Linked DNA regions of Homo sapiens: regions 2 and 3 are each linked to region 1. Evidence: chromatin loops called from intact Hi-C (ENCODE). Cell type or tissue: K562. All regions are shown on one strand. Links, peaks and the distances in the headings refer to the core of each region. The heading gives the core; the rest is flanking DNA.

What was found. Hi-C counts contacts between places; a loop is a spot of excess contacts. Peaks named below come from ENCODE experiments on the same cell type or tissue, not always from the same donor. Only the 100,000 strongest peaks of a DNase experiment are listed, where the experiment ranks them.
Region 2: it touches region 1 in a loop (10-fold over the local background); 1 of 110 quality-filtered maps calls a loop at or near these places.
Region 3: a loop joins it to region 1, with 11 times the contacts of the local background. A loop is called at or near these places in 1 of 110 quality-filtered maps.

Annotation. Positions count from the first base shown.
Region 1 is chr9:128,670,006-128,677,983 of GRCh38, forward strand. It overlaps a transcript of DYNC2I2 not described here. Among named protein-coding and RNA genes, the nearest start is that of SET, 15 kb to the right of the region's middle. In K562, for the core only: no CTCF peak of the experiment used is centred there; no DNase peak of the experiment used is centred there.
Region 2 is chr9:128,169,974-128,176,739 of GRCh38, forward strand. It overlaps CIZ1 (CDKN1A interacting zinc finger protein 1), which reads right to left. Exons shown (of 17, transcript NM_001131016.2): 11 at 6,378-6,502; 12 at 47-134. Among named protein-coding and RNA genes, the nearest start is that of BBLN, 13 kb to the left of the region's middle. In K562, for the core only: no CTCF peak of the experiment used is centred there; a DNase peak (open chromatin) is centred at 4,227.
Region 3 is chr9:129,680,179-129,688,156 of GRCh38, forward strand. The region is part of intron 1 of PRRX2 (paired related homeobox 2); the gene reads left to right. Among named protein-coding and RNA genes, the nearest start is that of PRRX2, 19 kb to the left of the region's middle. RefSeq lists enhancers at 1-94, 5,577-6,121. In K562, for the core only: no CTCF peak of the experiment used is centred there; DNase peaks (open chromatin) are centred at 2,393 and 4,473; H3K27me3 peaks cover 750 bases.

The DNA.
Region 1 (7,978 bases), core at 398-5,397:
GTGGTGAACACCTGTAATCCCAGCTACTTGAGTCTGAGGCATGAAAATTGCTTTGACTGATGAGGCAGAGATTGCACTAAGTCAAGATCTTGCCACTGTACTCCAGCATGGGTTACAGAGTAAGACTCTGTCTCAAAGGAAAAAAAAAAGGCTGGACACCGCTGGTGGGTCACACCTGTAACCCCAGCACTTTGGGAGCCCAAGGGGCGGATCACCGGAAGTCAGGAGTTTGGGACCAGCCTGGCCAACATGGTGAAACTCCGTCTCTACTAAAAATACAAAAAAATAGCTGGGCGTCGTGGTGGGTGCCTGTAATCCCAGCTACTCGGGAGGCTAAGGCAGGAAAATCGCTTGAACCTGGGAGGCAGAGGTTGCAGTGAGCTGAGATTGTGCCATATCACCCCAGCCTGGGTGACAAGAGTGAAATTCCATCTCAGAAAAAAAAAGAGAGGCCAAACACAGTGGCTTACACCTATAATCCCAGCACTTTGGGAGGCTGAGGCGGGCAGATCATGAGGTCAAGAGATCGAGACCACCCTGGCCAACATGGTGAAACTCCATCTCTACTAAAAATACAAAAATTAGCTGGGTGTGGTGGCCCACACCTGTAGTCCCAGCTATTCGGGAAGCTGAAGCAGGAGAATTGCTTGAACCTGGGAGGAGGAGGTTGTAGTGAGCCGAGATCACACCACTGCACTTCAGCCTGGCAACAGAGTGAGACTCCATCTCAAACAACAACAACAAAAGAAAAAAAAAAAAAAAGAGAGAGAGAAACGCGGTGGGGTGTGGTGGCTCAGGCCTGTAATCCCAGCACTTTGGGAGGCTGAGGCAGTGGATCACCCGAGGTCAGGAGTTGGAGACCAGCCAGCCTGACCAACATGGTGAAACCCCGTCTCTACTAAAAATACAAAATCAGCCAGGCGTGGTGGCACGTGCCTGTAATCCCAGCTACTTGGGAGGCTGAGGCAGGAGAATCGCTTGAACCTGGGAGGCAGAAGTTGCAGTGAGCCCAGATTGCACCATTGCACTCCAGCCTGGGCAACAAAAGCGAAACTCCGTCTCAAAAAAAAAAAAAAAAAAGAAACACCCAAGAATGGGCAGTTTAGAAAAGCAGTAGCATCATCAGTCAAGAAACACATGAAGAACTTCGGCTGGGCACAGTGATGAGCACCTGTCCCAGCTACCAGAGAGGCTGAGGTGGGAGGGTCACTTGAGCCCAGGAGTTCAAGACTACAGGGAGCTGTGATCCTGCTTCTGTGCACTCCAGCCTGGGCAATAGAGTGGGACCCTGTCTCTCTTTTTTTTTTTTTTTTTGAGATGGAGTCTTGCTCTGTCACCCAGGCTGCAGTGAAGTGACTTGATTTCAGTTCACTGCAAACTCCGCCTCCTGGGTTCAAGCAATTCTCCTGCCTCAGCCCCCCAAGTAGTTAGGATTACAGGCACATGCACCAGGCCTGGCTAATTCTTTTTTTTTTTTTTTTTTTTTTGAGACGGAGTCTCACTCTGTCTCCAGGCTGGAGGGCAGTGGCCGATCTCGATTCAATGTAACCTCTGCCTCCCGGGTTGAAGTGATTCTCCTGCCTCAGCTTCCAGAGTAGCTGGGACTACAGGTGCGTGCCACCACGTCCAGCTAATTTTTGTTATTTTTTATTTATTTATTTTTTGAGACGGAGTCTTGCTCTGTCGCCCAGGCTGGAGTGCAGCGGCTCGATCTCGGCTCACTGCAAGCTCTGCCTCCTGGGTTCAAGCCATTCTCCTGCCTCAGCCTCCCGAGTAGCTGGGACTACAGGTGCCCGCCACCATGCCCGGCTAATTTTTTTTGTATTTTTAGTAGAGACGGGGTTTCACCGTGTTAGCCAGGATGGTCTCGATCTCCTGACCTCATGATCCGCCCGCCTCGGCCTCCCAAAGTGCTGGAATTACAGGCTTGAGCCACCGCGCCCGGCCTAATTTTTGTATTTTTATTTATTTATTTATTTATTTATTGAGACGGAGTCTCGCTCTGTCGCCCAGGCTGGAGTGCAGTGGCGCGATCTCAGCTCACTGCAACCTCCACCTCCTGGGTTCACACCATTCTCCTGCCTCAGCCTCCCGAGTAGCTGGGACTACAGGCGCCCACCTGCATGCTTGGCTAAATTTTTGTATTTTTAGTAGACGGGGTTTCACCGTTTAGCCAGGATGGTCTTGATCTCCTGAACTCGTGATCCGCCCGTCTCGGCCTCCCAAAGTGCTAGGATTACAGGTGTGAGCCACCGCGCCCGGCCAATTTTTGTATTTTTAGTAGAGACAGGGTTTCACCTTGTTGGCCAGGATGGTCTGGATGTCTTGACCTCGTGATCCGCCAGGCCTGGCTAATTTTTATAGTTTCAGTAGAAACGGGGTTTCCCCATGTTGGCCAGGCTAGTCTCAAACTCCTGACCTCAGGTGATGTGCCCGCCTCAACCTCCCAAAATGCTGAGATTACAGTTGTGAGCCACTACACTGACCCTGTCTCTAAAAAAAAAAAAAAAGTTTAATCTCATTAATAATACCAGCTGTGAGATAAAATTTTCCAACTACCAGGAAGTGTCTATTCAGGGCAACTTAAATCTATGCTTCTGGGGAGAAAAAAAAAAAGGAAAAAAATTTCCACCTGCCAAAATGGAAAGAAGCCAGATTCAATGAAATGTACTGAAATATACACAGACACTACAGAAGAGCAACTGGACAATTTGGGAACATGTTAAAAACCCTTTTTATTGGCCGGGCGCGGTGGCTCACGCCTATAATCCCAGCATTTTGGGAGGCCGAGGCAGGCGGATCACAAGGTCAGATGGAGACCATCCTGGCTAACATGGTGAAACCCCGTGTCTACTAAAAATACAAAAAACTGGTGGGGCGTGGTAGCGGGCACTTGTAGTCCCAGCTACTAGGGAGGCTGAGGCAGGAGAATGGTGTGAACCCGGGAGGCGGAGCTTGCAGTGAGCCGAGATTGGGCCACTGCACTCCAGCCTGGGCGACAGAGTGAGACTCAGTCTCAAAAAAAAACCCTTTTTATTTTACATACTTTTTCACTTAACAATTGTAGTTCTAACAACATACTCTAAGGAAACAATCATGTATATGTGCCAGGACTTAGCTGCTCAGATGTTTATCACAGAGTTGCTTATAATGATCAAACAGTAGTAGCAGCTTAAATTTTCACCTTTGAGGCTTAAATAAGTATAGCACATTTACCCAACAAAAATAATGCAAGATTAAAAAATACTGTCAATAATAAAATGTTCTTATTTATACATAATGGCAAAAAGTTGTCAAAAACATTTGTTAATGGTTAAAAAATACAGTAGCAAACAGTTGTTTTGTTTGTTTGTTTTCAAGGAGTCTCACTCTGTCGCCCAGTCTGGAGTGCAGTGGTGCAATCTGGGCTTACTGCAACTTCTGCCTCCAGGGCTCAAGGGCTCCTCCCTGCTCAGCCTCCTGAATAGTTGGGACCACAGGCACAGACCACCTCACTGGCTATTTTTTTTTTTTTTTCTGAGACGGAGTCTAGCTCTGTCACCCGGGCTGGAGTGCAGTGGTGCAATCTCGGCTCACTGCAAGCTCCACCTCCTGGGTTCACGCCATTCTCCTGCCTCAGCCTCCCGAGTAGCTGGAACTACAGGCACCAGCCACCAAGCCCGGCTAATGTTTTTGTACTTTTAGTAGAGATGGGGTTTCACCGTGTTAGCAAGGATGGTCTCGATCTCCTGACCTCGTGATCCGCCCCCCTAGGCCTCCCAAAGTGCTAGGATTACAGGCGTGAGCTACCGCACCCAGCTATTTTTTTTTTTTTTTTTTTGAGATGAAGTTTCACTCTTGTTGCCCAGGCTGGAGTGCAATGGCTCAATCTTGGCTCACCGCAACCTCAGCCTCCCAGGTTCAAGCAATTCTCCTGCCTCACCCTCCCGAGTAACTGGGATTACAGGATGCGCCACCACACCTGGCTAATTTTTGTATTTTGAGTAGAGACTGGGTTTCTTCATGTTGGTCAGGCTGGTCTCTAACTCCCAACCTCAGGTGATCCACCCACCTCACCCTCCCAAAGTGCTGGGATTACAGGCACGAGCCACCACACCTGATCATCGCTAGCTAATTTTTTTTGTTTTGTGTGTGTGTGTCTTGTTTTTGAGATGGAGTCTCGCTCTGTTGCCCAGGCTAGAGTGCAGTGGCGTAATCTCGGCTCACTGCAAGCTCCAACTCCTGGGTTTATACCATCTACTGTCTCAGCCTCCCGAGTCACTGGGACTACAGGCGCCCGCCACCACACCCGGCTAATTTTTTGTATTTTTGGTAGAGATGGGGTTTCACCGTGTTAGCCAGGATGGTCTCAATTTCCTGACCTCGTGATCCGCCTGCCTTGGCTTCTCAAAGTGCTGGGATTACAGGCATGAGCCACCATGCCTGGCCGTCTCTAGCTAATTTAAAAAAAAATTTTGGCCTGGCGTGGTGGCTCACGCCTGTAATCCCAGCACTTTGGGAGGCCAAGGACGGTGGATCACAAGGTAAGGAGTTCGAGACCAGCCTGGCCAATATGGTGACACCCTTGTCTGTACTAAAAATACAAAAATTAGCTGGGCATGGTGGCACGCACCTGTAATCTCAGCTACTTGGGAGGCTGAGGCAGGAGAATCGCGTGAACCCAGGAGATGGAGGTTGCAGTGAGCAGAGATTGCACCACTGCACTCCAGCCTGAGAGAGAGATCGAGACTCCGTCTCAAAAAAAATAAAAAATGTCTAGACATGGAGTTTAGCCATGTCGTGCGGCTGGTCTCAAACTCCTGGACTCAAGTGATCTGCCCGTCTCAGCCTCCTAACGTGCTGTGATTCAGGCGTGAGCCACCACGCCCAGCCAATGATAACTTTTTAAGGAATACTCAGGAGCCAGAGCTCAGTGTGAGGGGCAAGGAAAGAGAAATGTCTGTGGTAGAGAAACTCTACCGGGAGATTCCTGAGGCCCCGTCAGAGCTGATCTCCCGGGGGTCTCAGAGACCAGCCTTGCTTCACTGTCAGCCTTCCTGAGCGGTCTGTTTTCATTACACTAAGGCTATGTTGGTATAGGGGAGCCAGAAAGACAGGGGTTGGAATCTTGACTCCTCTACTCCTTGCCCTTTGATTTTAGGGCAAGTTATGCCTTTGAGTCTTTATTTATTTTTTATTTATTTATTTTAGAGGCAGGGTATTGCTGTGTCAACCCAGGGTGGAGTGCAGTGGCGCGATCTCAGCTCATTGCAACCTCCGCCTCCTGGGTTCCAGCGATTCTCCTGCTGCAGCCTCCCAACTAGCTGGGATTACAGGCATGCACCACCATGCCCAGCCAATTTTGTATTTTTAGTAGAGATGAGGTTTCACCATGTTGGCCAGGCTAGTCTAGTCTAACTCCTGACCTCAGGTGATCTGCCCACCTCAGCTTCCCAAAGTGCTGGGATTATAGGCATGAGCCACCGAGCCTGGCGGAGCCTTGATTCTTCATTTGGTTTGGTTCTCCCAACTGTAAAATAAGGGCATAATACTATCCTATAAAGATGGATGGGAGGATTCAAAAGGGTAATGCTTAGTCAGCGCCACATGTAGGTCCAGCTGATGCTCAATAAATGGTAGCTATCTACAGCCATCCCAAGCGGACAGGTGAACAGATAAAGAAACAATACAATGTTTTGGAAACTTCTGGTTCCCAGAGGGAGCCTGGCCTTGGGGTTATGGAACATCTGGTACTCCCTGAGCCTGTCAACTTTTGGGTGGAGTGGAGGGACACCTTTTGCTTTGCCCCCAGCTGCCCTGTAGCTCCATTCTAGAACTGGGAAGAGTTGCCACAGTTGCCTAGTAACGCCCCTGGGAGTCCAGGAAGCTCAAATTTTAGAAGCTGGAGAGGAAAGGAAAGGTGGGCCAGGTCCAGCTACCCTGGAGGCTGAAGCAGGAGGATCACTTGAGTCTAGGAGTTCAAGACCAGCATGGGTAATATAGCAAGACCCTGTCTCTACAAAAAATACAAAAATTAGCTGATTTGCTGGGGCACACCTGTCGTCCTAGCTACTCAGGAGGCTGAGGAGGGAGGATCACTTAGAGCCTGGGAGGTGGAGGCTGCAGTAAGCTATGATCACACCACTGCATTCCAGCCTGGATGATAAACCAAGACCCTGTCTCAATTTAAAAATAAAGAAAAAATATTAAAAAACACACAAACAGGCCAGGCACAGTGGCTCACGCCTGTAATTCCAGCACTTGGGAGGCCAAGGTGGGTGGATCATCTGTGGTCAGGAGTTCAAGATCAACCTGGCCAACATGATGAAACCCCATCTCTACTAAAAATACAAAAAGTAGCCGGGCATGATAGTGGGTACCTGTAATCTCAGCTACTCGGGAGGCTGAGGCAGGAGAATCACTTGAACCCAGGAGGTGGAGGTTGCAGTGAGCCTAGATCCTGCCATTACACTCCAGCCTGGGTGACAGAGAGAGACTCAGTCCAAACAAACAAACAAACAGGAAAAGTGAGGTCTTATGTGTTTGAATTTTTTTTTTTTTTTTTGAGGCGGAGTCTTGCTCTGTCGCCCAGGCTGGAGTACGGTGGTGTGATCTCAGCTCACTGCTACCTCCGCCTCCTAGGTTCAAGTGACTCTCCTACCCTAGCCTCCAGAGTAGCTGGAACTACAGGCACCTGTCACCACGCCAGGCTAATTTTTGTATTTTTTAGTAGAGACACGGTTTTGCCATGTTGGCCAGGCTGGTCTCAAACTCCTGACTTCAAGTGATGTGCCTGCCTCAGCCTCCCCAAGTGTGGGGATTACAGGCCTGAGCCACTATGGTTGGCCCCAGCTGTTTTTTTTTTTGTTTTGTTTTGTTTTTGAGACGGAGTCTCGCTCTATTGCCCAGGCTAGAATGCAGTGGCGAGATCTCTGCTCACTGCAAGCTCCACCTCCTGGGTTCAGGCCATTCTCCTGCCTCAGCCTCCTAAGTAGCTGGGACTACAGGCGCCTGCCACCACGGCCGGCTAATTTTTTGTATTTTTAGTAGAGATGGGGTTTCACCGTGTTTGCCAGGATGGTCCTGATCTCCTGACCTCGTGATCCACCTGCCTCAGCCTCCCAAAGTGCTGGGTTTACAGGCGTGAGCCACCATGCCCAGCCAGTTTTATTTTTAATGTAATATGTTCACAAAGGGCCAGGTGCCATAGCTCACTCCTATAACTCTGTCTCAAAAAAAAAAAAAAAGAAAGAAAAAAGTTCACAAGCCTCCAAACTCAAAATGCAGAGCAGAATTCGAGACTAGCCTATCCAACATAGTGAAACTCCATCTCTACTAAAAATACAATAAACTAGCCAGGCATGGTGGCTTATGCCTATATTCCCAGCTACTTGGGAGGCTGAGACATGAGAATTGCTTGAACCCAGGAGGCAGATGTTGTAGTGAGCTGAAATCGCTCCACTGCACTCTAACCTGGGTGACAGAGTGAGACTCCATCTCAAAAGCAAAAACAAGAAAACAAAATGCACAGGCTAGGCACAGTGGCTCATGCCTATAATCCCAGCACTTTGCGTCGGCTGAGGTGGGTGGATCACCTGAGGTCAGGAGTTCAAAACCAGCCTGACCAATGTGGCGAAACCCCGTCTCTACTAAAAAAAAAAAAAATACAAAAATTAGCTCGGCGTGCTGGCAGGCACCTGTAATTCCAGCTACTCGCAAGGCTGAGACAGGAGAATCGGTTGAACCCAGGAGGCAGAAGGTTGCAGTGAGCCAAGATCGCGCCACTGCACTCCAGGCTGGGCTACAAGAGGGAAACTCCATCTGAAAAACAACAACAACAAAAAACACGGCAGGGTAGAGTAACACTGCTACCACCTATCCTTGTCCTCTCACCTCTGATCACCCAGTCCTTTCTCTGGGGACAGCCATGTGATTCGTTTATTGGGAATCCTTCAACAGCTGTGTTAGAGGTATACTGGCAAAGTGTTTTTATCTACTC
Region 2 (6,766 bases), core at 1,767-6,766, 500 kb before region 1:
TGCAGACGGCAGTGCGGGTGCCTCTGCAGCGTGCAGGCCCTCCTACCTTGTGGTCCTGTGTCCTGCGGTGTTGGATCAGGTCCCCCATGTAGTAGAGCTGGCAGGTGTTGCACCAGCGCCTTGGTGGAGGCTCCCTGAATGACAACAGTCAAAGCAAGTACAATGTGACGCCAGAAAGACAGCAGCTGTCTGAGAGCGCTCCATAAGTGTAATCCATTCCAATAGCAACTCCCACAGGATCTCTTAGGGAAGCTTAACAAAATGGTTCTGAGGTTCATCTGGATGAGTACTTAAGCAGAAATAACCCAGGAAACTTTAGGGGGAAGGGGAATGAAGCACTGGGGATACCAACCTTTAAAATGAAAACCACAAGCTACAATAGATAAAACTGTGTAGTGTGATGTACATCCTGACAGTGTATCAGTGGGAAAGAATGGAAAGTCCTAAACAGGTTCAAATATTGGTAAGAATTCAGCTTCGCCAGCCTGGGCAACATGGGGAAACCCCATCTCTAGCAAAAATACAAAAAATTAGCCAGGCATGGTGGCTCATGCACCTGTGGTCCCAGGTACTCAGGAGGCTGGGGTGGGAGGATGGCTTGAGCCTGGGAGGCAGAAGTTGCAGTGAACCAAGATAGCGCCACTGCACTCCAACCTGGGTGACAGGGTGAGACCCCCATCTCAAAAAAAAGAATTCTGCTTCTGATAAATTGGTATTGAAAAGCATAGATTATACAACAAATTATGTCAGAACAATTTGTTGTCTACTTGGAGAAGAAACGCCTTCTGCTTCCACCTTCTACCTTACTTGAAAATGAATTCTAGCTGAACTACCAGAGATTCAGGCATAAAAATAAAAACCATATACTTTAAAAAGGGAGGCCGGGCATAGTGGCTCACACCTGTAATCCCAGTCCTCAAGGCAGAAGGACTGCTTGAGCCCAGGAGTTTGAGACCAACCTGAGCAACACAGCAAGACCCCATCTCTACAAAACATAAAAAACATTAGCTGGGTTTGGTGGCACATGCCTGTAGTCCTAGCTGCTCAGAAGCTGAGGTGGGAGGATTGCTTGAGCCCAGGAGGTCGAGGCTGCAGTGAACCATGACTGCCACTGCACTCCAGCTGGGGCAACACAAGACGCTGTCTCAAAAATAAATAATAAATAAATAAAAAGGGGGCCAGTCGCAGTGGCTCATGCCTATAATCCCAGCACTTTGGGAGGCTGAGGCAGGAGGATCGCTTGAGCCTAGAAGTCCAAGACCAGCCTAGGCAACATAGTGAGATCTTGTCTCTATATAAAATAAAATTAGTCAGGCATGGTGGTGTGCACCTATAGTCCTAGTTACTTGGAAAGTTGAGGTGGGAGAATTCCTTGAGCCCAGGAGGTTAAGGTTGCAGTGAGCCGAGATCACCATTGCCCTCCAGCCTGGGTGACAGAGAGAGACCCGGTCTCAAAAAATAAAATAAAATAGGGCCGGGCACGGTGGCTCACGCCTGTAATCCCAGCACTTTGGGAGGCCAAGGCAGGCACATCATAAGGTCAAGAGTTCAAGACCAGCCTGACCAACATGGTGAAACCCCATCTCTACTAAGAATACAAAAAAAAAAAAAAAATTAGCCGGGTGTGGTGGCACGCGCCTGTAATCCCAGCTACTCGGGAGGCTGAGGCAGGAGAATTGCTTGAACCCAGGAGGCGGAGGTTGCAGTGAGCCAAGATCGCGCCACTGCACTCTAGCCTGGGCAAAAGAGCAAGACTCCGTCTCAGAAAATAAATAAATAAATAAATAAAATAATACTTATTTTACAAGGGGAGAGCAACTATTTAATCTTGGGTTGGGAAAGATCATTGCAACATATAACATCAAAGCCAGAAATCATAAAGGAAAAAACTGATAGATCCGATTGCATAAAAATTTAAAACTTCTACATGTTGAAAGATATAAGAAAATTAAAAAGCAAACAAATGTCAATGACAAGGGCTGTGCTATCACTGGCCAGAGTGTATCCTTTATGTAGGCAGCTTCTTAAACCAAGGCTGGGCATACCGCTGGTTCACGCCTGTAATCCCAGCACTTTGGGAGGAGGGTTCCTTGAGCTCAGGAGTTCTGAGGCTGCATTGAGCTGTGATCACACCACTACGCTCCAGCCTGGGTGACAGAGTGAGACACTGTCTCAAAAAAAAAAAAAAAAAAAAAAAAAAAAAAGAAAAAAGAAAAGCCAAATACATGTAAAACCCTGGCTGGGCATGGTGGCTCACGCCTGTAATCCCAGCACTTTGGGAGGCCAAGGCAGGCGGATCACTGAGGTCAGGAGTTCAAGACCAGTCTGGCCAACATGGTGAAACCCTGTCTCTACTAAAAATACAAAAAAATTATCCAGGCGTTGTGGCAGGCACCTGTAATCCCAGCTACTTAGGAGGCTGAGGCGGGAGAATTGCTTGAACTGGGAGACGGAGGTTGCAGTGAGCCAAGATTGCGCCACTGCACTCCAGCCTGGGCAACGGAGCGAGACTCCCTCTCAAAAAAAAACCAAAAAAAGTGTCTCACTCAGCGAAAATAAGGACTCTCTATAAAATATGCAAATACACAAGTTTTCATAAATTTTAGGGGACACATGTCCACTGATAAAGCCCTGTAAGAGCTCTGCTGGGGAGGGCTGCTTAGAGACAGAAAGTGTTCGTGTTGTCATGTAGCATGATTCCGATTTTTATTTTTAAAGATTGTATAAATCCAGAAAGGATCACAAGAAGAACTAGGTCAAAATGTAAACAGTGTTTATCTCTGGGTAATGGGATTATGGGTGATTTTTATCTTCTCATGTGTCTGTGTCCTTGTATTTTCAAAACGTTATATAATGAGCGAATTATTTTTAAAATCAGAAAAAAAAATTTTTTTGTAGTCAAAAAAGGCACATCAGCCACACAGTGAGAGTACCAGGTTTTAGATTTTAGGATTTAGGGACATTTACTGTCCTCAGTAAAATCTTCTTAATACTGCTGCAAGCAACAAAATCAGACTTTAAAGCAGCTTGCTCCAGGCTGGAGTGCAGTGGCATGATCAAGGCTTACTGCAGCCTCTACCTCCTGGGCTCGAGCAATCCTCCCACCTCAGCCTCCTAAGTAGCCAGGACTACAAGTGCATGCCACCAGGCCTGGCTAATTTCTTTTTTTTTTTTTTTTTTTTTTTTTTTGAGACGGAGTCTCGCTCTGTCGCCCAGGCTGGAGTGCAGTGGCGCGATCTTGGCTTACTGCAAGCTCCGCCTCCTGGGTTCAGGCCATTCTCCTGCCTCAGCCTCCCAAGTAGCTGGGACTACAGGCGCCTGCCACCACGCCCGGCTAATTTTTTGTATTTTTTAGTAGAGACGGGGTTTCACCGTGTTAGCCATGATGGTCTCGATCTCCTGACCTCATGATCCACCCGCCTCAGCCTCCCAAAGTGCTGGGATTACAGGCGTGAGCTACCGCGCCCGGCCGGCTAATTTTTTTATAGTTTACAGAGACACAGGTCTCATGACGGGCTGGTCTTGAACTCCTAAACTCAAGCAATCCCCCCACCTCAGCCTCCCAAAGTGCTGGGATTATAGGTGTGAGCCACCATGCCAGCCTGGCTCTATTTTTCAATGTGCATTTTGATCTCTGTGAGAGAAAAACACAACAAATGAAGAAAGGGGGTGGGGAGAGAACATGGTCATCAAACAGGCAGACACCTTGTGCCAGTGTCACGTCTGAGGCTGCCCAGAAACGGCCAACGCGGGCCGGGCATGGTGGCTTGCACCTGTAATCCCAGCACTTTGGGAGGCCAAGGCGGGCAGATCACAAGGTCAGGAGATCAAGACCATCCTGGCTAACACAGAGAAACCCTGTCTCTACTAAAAATACAAAAAATTAGCCGGGCCTAGTGGTAGGCGCCTGTAGTCCCAGCTACTCGGGAGGCGGAGGCAGGAGAATGGCGTGAACCCAGGAGGCGGAGCTTGCAGTGAGCCGAGATCGCGCCACTGCACTCCAGCCTGGGTGACAGAGCGAGACTCCATCTCAAAAACAAAACAAAAAAACAAAAAAAAAAAACAAAGAAATAGCTAAGGTAGGCAAGGGCTTAGTTCACAGCACCTGCCCTGGGGGCTTTGAGGAGGGAGGAGACGGGCACCCCCACCAGCTAGGGTATTGGGATCCAGCCTTCAGCCCCATTCCTGGGAACACCCCCCTGCCTTCCATGGGGAAATGTATTTCCATGTGGTTTGGGTAGAGCTGGCCTGCCTAGGCCTAGCCAGTCAGAACACCTTATCCCTGGCCAGGGGATTGCTTCAGAAACGTGCACGTGACCACAATCAGATTAACCAGCATTTCCACTAGAAACTGTTCTGCTACCGCAGACACAGGTGACTGCCCTTCCTTGGAAGTCACTGTGCAGGGAGGCTGGGGCTGTGGGTACCTGGTGCCCACTGTAGTGAGAGATGGAGCCTCTCTAAGAAATGGTATCCCCTGGGTCCAGCTGTATCTCTTATATTCCCACTAACCTAAGCCAGAAACATTGTTCCTTTTTGCTCAAGCTAATTTCTGTCTTATAGAAATTAGAATTTTTTTCACTTACAACCGCGAAGAACCCCCACTGATGCAGGAAGACAGTATTGATGTCTTTGTGTTGGGGACCAAGGTGAGGGGGTCGTAGGTAGGGACTGGAGGGACTTTTTAAATTTTTGTTGTTGTTTTTGAGACAGAATCTCTCTGTCACCCAGGCTGAAGTGCAGTGGCGCGATCTCGGCTCACTGCAACCTCCGCCCCCAGGTTCAAGCAATTCTCCTGCCTCAGCCTCCCGAGTAGCTGGGATCACAGGCATGCACCACCATGCCCAGCTAATTTTGTATTTTTAGTACAGAGGGGGTTTCACCATGTTGGCCAGGCTGGTCTTGAACTCCTGACCTCAGGTGATCCGCCCATCTCAGCTTCCCAGAGTGCTAGGATTACAGGCCTGAGCCACTGCGCCTGACCATAATGTTCTTGATGGCCTCAGGGCCAAGTAGGATTCAAGAGAAGACTTCATGGAGAGATAACATTGGGAGAGGGTTTGATGAATCCCCGACACCTCAAGTTTGTTAACAGCTTGTGCTACGTATGTCCTTTTAGTTTTCTTCTGTGTCACAAGATCTATTCTTACACAAACAAGCTCATTCTGCAGATGCAATTTTGAATCCTGTTTTACTTTGACATTGCATCACCTTTCCACATTATTATAAATTCTCCAGTTATTCTATTTATTCATTGTTCCACGAGCTGGACGGGCTTTTTCATCATCTAACCAGTCCCCTACTTTCGAGTATTTTAGATCATTTCCCGTTAGATTTTTTCATCATGATACTAATAGCAAAGAACGTCTTGGTGAGTCATCATTCTCCTGTGTTTATGATTATTTCAACCAAGTAGAAAACCACTCAAGGACGCTCTTCTCAAAGGGAGAAACAGCTAACAGAGACACAGCCTGCCCTTGCAGAGCGAGAGCCCCCTGTCACACAAGGCAGGCAAGCGGAGGCCAACCAAGAGCCCTTCCTGTCCCCTCAGCCCCACCTGGAAGCTTCAAATTGTGACCTCTGTAAAATTAGGACAGAGCCCGTGACCACTGACTCAAGGGACCGTCCAGCCTATGAAAGTGTTTGATTTGCTCTCCGTAGGGTTTGTTTTGTTTCAATTCTGAACTAGCTGTTAACATTTTGAAATTGGGAGATTTCACATACAAACCTGGATTTCTGGATTCTTCTTAAAACTAAGAGATCCAGAGATGAGAAGCAGCTGTCTCCTGAGACAGAGCCTGTGTCCCCGCTGTGGCCCTAGCTAACATGGTCCTGCTGCTGAGATGACACATCCCAGCCCTTGCACACCTCTATGACTGCCCACAGAGTCCTGAAAGCACCTCTGGCTGCCTGCCAGGCCTTCCCACCCCAGTATAGTTCCAGACCCCAGGAGGGCTGAAGTTTCTGATTAAACAGGCTCCCATGACAATGAAAGGGGGAGACACAGGGAAACCCTAACCTCCAACCACAAAAGAACCTGATCCTCAGCCTTGTCACCCCACAGCGGGGTTAGCACACATGCCACAGGGGGCAAGAGTCTGTGCCACAACCTGTCCTCTCCCACAGGGATGGTCATACTGTTCCTGCCTAGAGGGAACCTTAAGAGAATGTCATGAATTCCTGTACTATATCCGTCACCAAGCCATGTTACAGGCAGGGAAAACTGAGGTTCAAGGTCACACAGTTAACAGTGTGAGGAGGCCTGGCTGGGGGTGCAGTGCTTAACCCAAAGGTAAACCCTGCAGATGGTAGATTCAGGCCCTGGCCGATGAGACTGCCTACCCCCCAACACAGAGCTTCCACGATCCCCCACTCACTCATCCTCTGTCTCCAGGACGTCCCGGGGCACGGGCAGCAGGGACAGGAGGCAGGCTTGGCTCATGTGCTGGATCTCCCCTAGCCGCTGCTGGTGCTGAGGCTCCGACATGTGGTCCTGGAACTCCTGCAGCAGGAGGGAAAGAGGGATGGGCCTGGGGCGTGAGCCCAGAACAGTGGGCAAGGCTGGGGCCTGGGGAGGCAGACCCCAGCCTCATCACTGTGCGCCCATTTCTCTCACCACACATTTCTCTCTTGTGTAGGCTAGAGCAGGCATGATAAACTAAGACACAGGGTACATGCCAGCCCGAGCTTCTGCCCCTCCCAGAGAATGTGTGAGTGCCTCAAAGACAAGGAGCGGCCTGATTAGCATCCAGGTCTCCAAGGCTGT
Region 3 (7,978 bases), core at 1,598-6,597, 1.0 Mb after region 1:
ATCACCTGAGGTCAAGAGTTCGAGACCTGCCTGGCCAACATGGTGAAGCCCCATCTCTACTAAAAATACGAAGTTAGCTGGGCGTGGTGGCGTGCACCTGTAATCCCAACTACTCCGGAGGCTGACACAGGAGAATCGCTTGAACCTGGGAGGCGGAGGTTGCAGTGCGCTGAGATCATGCCACTGCACTCCAGCCTGGGTGACAGAGCGAGACTCCGTCTCAAAAAAAAAAAAAAAAGAAAAGAAAAGAAAAGGAAAAATAACAATTTGCTTTCTCTCTCTCTCTCCCACCCCCCCCACCCGCCCTAGACACCTGGGAGGAGGGGCAGATGTCCCATTTAGGACCATCACGTTCCCTTCACAGATGGAAAAACTGAGGGAGAGGTTTCCCCAAGCCCCACAGGAAGGGGAGCTGAGATTAGGAACAGAGTTCTGGGTGTCAGGAGCTTGCCTCACGGCTTTGCTGGTATCTAACCATGCTTTCCAAAAGGGAGATAAGTTACCCAGCCCAACACCCCGCCCCCAGCCCGCACACAGGACCCAGATCCCTCTCCCCTGCCCAGCCCTGCCTGGCGACCTGGGATCCCCTCTCTGGAAGGACAGTGCTGATCCACTGCACTGAACCTAGCTTCTGGCTGGATGTGACCGCCACTCCTGTGCAGAAGGAGGCATCTTGCTTTATTTTCCACAGCACAAATGGTAACCATATATAATGGCAGATACCATCTATAAAACACAACTGTTTTTGTAATGTGGTGTTTGAAGTTAAAAATTCAAATTAGAGATTAATTACGACATCTAGAAGGTCTGTGGCTAAGACGACCTTGGGGAGGAAGGCTGACACGTTCAGATTTGCAGCCTGGAGCATTGCAGATGGGTACTCCCTGCGTGCCTAGAGCGTGCACATGCACTCGCACCCACACTCTGAGCCAGTCCCCGGGCTCCGGCAAAGCTGGGTTCCATGTGGCATTGGCATCCCTGGGAGAGCTGGTTTCAGTGCTGGCTCCTTTTCTGCCTAGGACACTGAGGTCCAAGCAGGCATCAGAGAGCAGGTTCCCTGGTTGGGTGTGATGGCTCACACCTGTAATCCCAGCACTTTGGGAGGCTGAGGCGGGCGGATCACCTGAGGTCAGGTGTTCGAGACCAGCCTGGCCAACATGGCAAAACCCCGTCTCTATTAAAAATACAAAAATTAGCCAGGCATGGTGGTGTGCACCTGTACTCCCAGCTACTCGGGAGGCTGAGGCAGGAGAATTGCTTGAACCCGGGAGGTGGAGGTTGTAGTGAGCCAGGATCATGCCACTGCACTCCAGCCTGGGCGACAGAGCAAGACTCCATTTCAAAAAAAAACAGAAAGCAGGTTCCTTGATGATAAAGCAGCCCTGGGGGTTGTGGATGCGGCAGCAGGTGGGGAGATGCCCGTGTCTGGGGCACCCAGAAAAGTTGTGAATGTCTTGGATTTGCCTCCATCCGGTGCCCCCTCTCTGCTCCTCCCTAAACCCGCCCTCCCTCCACCCCCCAAAACCAGAACCAGATGGAAACCCAAAGTGAATAGTGGATCTGAGGCTGGGGCAGATGGTGTGGGATGGGAGCCCCGGTGTGGGGAGTGAACCCCATTCCAGAAACACTAAAGGCCAATGCATCTCCTTCGGCACAGGGACAGCTTGGAGCCCGCTGCGGAAGAACCTCCAGGTTCTGGAGGCTTCTGGGCTCCCTGGGGATCACGGGCACATGTTTGCTGCTTTATTCAAAATGGGGAACCACAGCAGTGACTGGAAGCGTATGGGCTGCCTGTGGCGCCGAGAATTTTCCTCCCTCCACCTTCCCACGGTACAGGCTGGTCCCTGAGGAGGAGGCGTGGGTCTTAGGAGGAAAGCAGCTCTGGGGAGCTGTTGGCCAAATGCCCGTGGCCTCCTCCTGTGCCCGAGGTACCCCAGGGAGAGGAGGTCCAGAGTGGGGCCAGGATGTCACATGGATCCCACCTGGCTCCCTGGGGCAAGGGGCTTCTTTCCCTCAACCTCAGTTTCTTGGTCTGTGAGGTGGGGACGGTGACAGCACCTACTCAGAGGCGTGGGTGGTGAGGATGCAGAGAGATAGGAAGCACTTCACAAAGTCCTGGCACAGATGTCCCCGCCGCTGCTGCTGTGCGCACTATGTTACTATTACTGCCATTGCTATTATTCGCAACTCCTGTGAGGGCCCCTAAGAGAGGAGGGGCTGAGGACCAGCCATACCCCTGGCAACCGCAGGCCCCCAAGGACGCTCATCTCCCTAGCATGGGGTTGGAGAACTGTCCCAACCCACACTAGCTCCATATTAAGGCAAAAACTCCACTCCTCCGCCCCAGCCCCACCCTGGGGCGGGGTGGTGAGAATAGGGACTTGTTTATTCCTTTGTCTCTTGACTGGTCCAGGGTGAAGCTGGAGGGAGGAGGGCAGGGAGTGTCTCCACCCCCTCTCAGCAATGGCTTCGCCCAATCCCGGAAACAGCTCAGGTATCTGTGGCCCTACCCAGTCTTTGGCACAGCAGACAAAAGCCTGGGCCTGTGGCGGGGTCAAGGACAGCCCCAGAGAGGGGCTCCATCCTCAGGTCTTCCAGCACCACCATGGAGACCCCAGACCCGTCCCTCAATCTTCCCCTCCTTGGCCGGGCCCAGTGGCTCATGCCTGTAATCCCAGCACTTTGGGAGGCCGGAGTGGGCGGATCACCTGAGGTCAGGTGTTCGAAACCAGCCTGACCAACATGGTGAACCCCCCCCATCTCTACTAAAAATACAACAATTAATCCAGCATGGTGGCATGCACCTGTAGTCCCAGCTACTCGGGAGGCTGAGGCAGGAGAATTGCTAGAACCTGGGAGGCGAAGGTTGCAGTGAGCTGAGATGGCGCCACTACACTCCAGCCTGGGTGAGAGTGAGACTCTGTCTAAAAAAAAAAAAATTCCCTCTGGCTATGCCAGTTCCTGCCAGGCCACCATTAAGTCTTATTTGGGTGAAGTCACTGCCCATCAGGAACCCCTCCTGGGACTCCCTTCATAACAGTAATTAATCATCTCCCTTTTAGGAAGCCCCCACTACAGACTAAGCACATGACACACACGGTCTCCCCTCATCTTTATAGACAGATATTGACATTTCCATTTTAGAGATGAGAAACAGAGGCTCCTTCCTGCAGCACATATTTCTTGAGAGCCCCTGCTCTGTGCAGGTCCTGGGCACACACCCACCTGCCAGCCCTTATCGAGCTTACAGGTAACTGATAAAGACACAGGCAGGAGGCCGGGCGCGGTGGCTCACGCCTGTAATCCCAGCACTTTGGGAGGCCGAGGTGGGCGGATCACGAGGTCAGGAGATCGAGACCGTCCTGGCTAAAACGGTGAAACCCTGTCTCTACTAAAAATACAAAAAATTAGCTGGGCGTGGTGACGGGCACCTGTAGTCCCAACTACTCGGGAGGCTGAGGCAGGAGAATGGCGGGAACCCGGGAGGCGGAGCTTGCAGTGAGCAGAGATCGCGCCACTGCACTCCAGCATGGGCGACAGAGCGAGACTCCATCTCAAAAAAAAATAAAAAATAAAAAAGACACAGGCAGGTAATTTACTGCAGTGCTGTTAAATTCCACCGAAGAGAAGCACAGGGGCCTCTGGGGCTCAGAGGCGGGAGCGCCACCCCCAGGCTGCACAGCCAGCACCTGCAGAGGTAAGGCTAAAGCCCAGGATCAGACTTCAGAGCCCTCCTGTCCCTACCCTCTTCCTGTACAAGGCTATGGCTAACGGGAGCCCCTCCCAACAGGCTGCAGAGACTCACATCCTAAATTCGCCCAGAGAGGGACCCATGACCCTGGACCCCATGTGGTGGAGGCAGCGATGGGAGCAGAGGAGAGAAGATTCCTGAGGCAGGTCCACCAGTCCCTCTGGCACTGTGCTCCCTGCAGACCTGGGGGTGAGGGGTTCCTGGAGTGGGAGCCACACTACTCTAGTTCTGCCAGGGTGAGGACAAGGGTACGGTTATAGTTGGACTTTGGCATTATATCAGTCAAGGCTGTCACCTATGATGGGTAGAAGACTGGTCCCAGCTAGCTTAAGCAAACTAGGATATATTTATTAGCCTAATTTAGAAATCCAGGGTGGGACTTCAGGCACTGCTGGATCCAGGCTTAAGCAATGACACTGGGGCCTGGGTTCTCTCTCTCTGGCTTCACCCTTTCCTATAGAGGAGACACACACACAGAGAGAGACACACACAGATACAACACACACACACACACACACACACACACACACCCAACAGAAAAGATACCAGAAATCACACACACACACACACACACACACACACACACACACACACCCACACACACCCCAACAGAAAAGAGACCAGAAATCTCCGAAAAAGTCTCGCTGTGCCATGATTGGGTCCTTACCCACTTCTGAACCAATCATATGGCCAAGAGAAGTGGAGTGCTGATTGGCCGAGGCCTGGGCTGTGTGGGGTGGGGCCTCAGTGGCACCTCTGGGACGGGGAATGTAGGGAGGTTGCTCTCCACGTGGTGCTCCTGGGTGTAACAGAACTCACGTTTATAAAGGAAGAGTTCTCTAAACAGGACAAGCAGTGCTTCAGGTACATCTCATGTATTGTCTCACCTAATCACGGAGGGACTGTTAATTGTGCTTGCTTTATAGACGAGGCAGCCAAGGCTCAGAGAGGTCAAGAAGCTTTCCCAAGGTCACCAAGCTTGTGGGTGGAGTTGAGGGAACTCATTCCGGGGTTCCTGTGTCAATCATGACTCTCAAAGCAACCAGGAGGCCTGGACAACTGCCACTGGGCCACCCTTCCACCATCTTGTCCCCTCTACCAGGGCAGGCAGTGTGCCACTGACGCCCCTCCTGCCCTCTCCCTGGGCTGAGGGCATCACTCTGGCCAGAGTGGGCCCCGTGGGCTGAGTGGTACTCAGGAAGCTGTGGAGGGGTCATCACCACCCTACCTGGTTCCAAGCACAGGCCTGGGAGGCCAGGGAGCAGGGCAAGTTGGGGTCTGGCTGGGCCCAGGGCCCCCTACCAGTAGCAGCATCCCCCTCACGTTACATTAAGCACCATGGCAAGTATGCGGAGCCAAAAGCAGGGTGGACTGTGGTCCGCTTGCCGTGCCATCACAGGCAGTCCACATTTCACTCACTGTTTGTTCATTTCCTTTTTTTATTTTTATTTTTTTGAGGCAGGGTCTCACTCTGTTGCCCAGGCTGGAGTGCAGTGGCACAATCACAGCTCACTATAGCCTCAACCTCCTGGGCTGTTGATCCTCCCACCTCAGCCTCCTGAGTAGCTGGGTGACATGTGCCACCACCCCCACCTGGCTAATTCTTTAAATTTTTTGTAGAGACGAGCGTCTCGAACTGCTGGACTTAAGCAGTCCTCCCACCTCAGCCTCCCAAAGTGTTGGGACTACAGGCATGAGCCACTGCGCCCGGCCAGTTTCCCTTCTTCACTGTACTTTGGAACTAAGTTAAAAACAATTTCCAGTCTCCCATTTTCCTGGGCCTTTAAAAAGCTCCAGGGCCTTAGGTATTATGCACCCAAAGACTTAAGGGCGTGGTTTGTGAGTCATTCATTCATTCATCCATGCAGTGTTTACTGAGCACCGACAATGTGCCAGGCGCCACTGCTGACACAGCCCTGAGGGCGCAGAGGGAACCCGGTTCTTGGTGCAGTGTAAGCAAGTTGAGTTAGTGATGGTGGAGTGGCTGGGAGACGTGGCCAGACCCCCACGCCTTTCTGGACCAGTGAGGGAAGGGTTCCTACAGGAAGTGTTGTCTAAGAAGAGAGGTGAGGGCTGGGTTGGGCTTTGTGAAGAGGTGGGAAAAGTCTTCCAGCCAGGGGGAACTGCATGTGCAAAGACTGGAAGTAGCAGAGTACCAGCGTCCAAGGAGCATAAGGAAGGCCAGGATGGCTTGTAGTGGGTGGGGCTCGTAGGGGGCAGGGGCACCCAGTGAAGCTGGAGGGGGCAGGTCCTGGGAACTAGACCCTGGGCTGGCATGTAGGCTCCCCTTCTGGTGTTGCTCAGAACCAGAGTCAAGACAAGGGTGAGGGGAGTGAGATGCCTCAGGAGCAGAGGCAAGGAGGCATCGCTGTTAGGGCTGGGCCCATGAGGGGCGGGTATCTGGATGCAGACCTCCTTACTTTTGTTTTGTTTTTGAGACTTGGTCTTGCTGTGTCGCCCAGGCTGGAGTGCAGTGGTGCGATCACAGCTCACTGCAGTCTCCATGTCCTGGGCTCAAGTGATCCTTCCGCCTCAGCCTCCCAAGTAGCTGGCCACAGGTGCACGCTGCCACACTGGCTAATTTTTTTAAGAGGAGTCTTACTGTGTTGCCCAGGCTGTTCTTGAGCTCCTGGGCTCAAGTGATTCTCCCACCTCAGCCTCCTAAAGCTCTGGGATCACAGGCATGAGCCTCCCACCTCAGCCTCCTAAAGCACTGGGATTACAGGCTACAGCCACCACACACAGCTGACCCTCTTACTTTTGCAGCCTGGGTGCCTCCCTCACCTTGCCCCACACCAGGACCTGCTCAGAAGGGGGATCCCTGGTCATCTGCAGCCTCCGGATTCGCCCTCACCACCGGCCGCCCCTCCTCCACCCAGGCCCCTCCCCTCCCTTCCAGAAAATACTCCAATGTCCTTATTTTTTCGGGGGAGGGCCTTGATGGGTCCAGCGGGGGAGTGGGGTCTGGGCAGAATGCTAATGAAATCAGAGGAGCCCGGGTTGGGGGCAGGCCCTGGGCAGGGGAGAATTAAGCAATTGCAGGCAGGCTCTTTTCCATATTTGATTGGCGCTGGCTGAGGGACAGCCACCTGCAGGGAAGCCCCCTGCAGAGGGGGTGGGGGAGTAGTAAAGGGGACAGATCTGCTTCTTCAGGTGCCCTCCTCCTACTTGGCTGAGGCAGGCTGCAGGCCGGGCATGGTGTAATCCCAGCACATTGGGAGGCCTAGGTGGGAGGATCACTTGGGGCCAGGAGTTCAAGACCAGCTTAGGCCACAGAATGAGATCACCAACTCTATAAAACATTAAAAAAGAAAAAAAGTCGGCTGCATTCAACATGCACAGATGCTTCATGGAAGGAAAGGGGCAAAAGTGGCCTCGAGGCCTGGCAGGGGTGTTGTTCAGCGGGCCCCTCGGGGTTGGTGAGGGGTGTGGAGGGCCCCAGGGACCCCTGTGAGTCCTGCCACCTGACCACCTTCCAGGCATCATCTCAGAATCCTTACAATGATCCATGAGTGGCTGGGAAACTGAGGCACAGAGAGGAGGAGCCGCGTGCCAGAGGAAGGGCTGGCAGCCACTCCACCGTCACTAACTCAACTTGCTTGCGCTGTACCAGCCGGCTTCCCTCTGCACACTCAAGGCTGTGTCAACAGTGGCGCCTGGCACAAGGGTGGTGCTCAGTAAATGCTGCCTGGATGAATGAATGAGTGACTCACAAACTATACCCTTTTGATCGCTGCGCCAACTCCGTGGAATTCTAGCAGCCTGGTTGGTGTGGGAACTCATCACACCCGAGATTTGGGGAGCAGAAAGGTAGCATGGCCCAGGAGACAAGGGCAGGCAGACAGACTGGCTCAGACCCTGGCCGGGCAGGCCTAGGCAGGCAGCATCAGCTCTCTGAGCCTCAGTTTCTCCTTTTCTAAAGCAACCTGATGACAGTAGCCCCCTCGCACAGTGATTGAGGGTGGATGAGAAAGGGCTTTCTGGAGGTAGCGGGGACAGTCTGTCACTCAGGCTGGAGTGCAGTGGTGCAATCACTGCTCACCGCAGCCTTGACCTCCTGGGCTCAAGCGGTCCTCCTGCCTAAGCCTCCTGAGTAGCTAGGATTACAAGTGTGCACCACCACGCCTGGCTAACTTTTATATTTTTTGTAGAGATGGGGGTCTCACTCTGTCACCCAGGCTGGAGTGCAGTGGTGCTATCTTGGCTCACTGCAACCTCCGCCTCTGG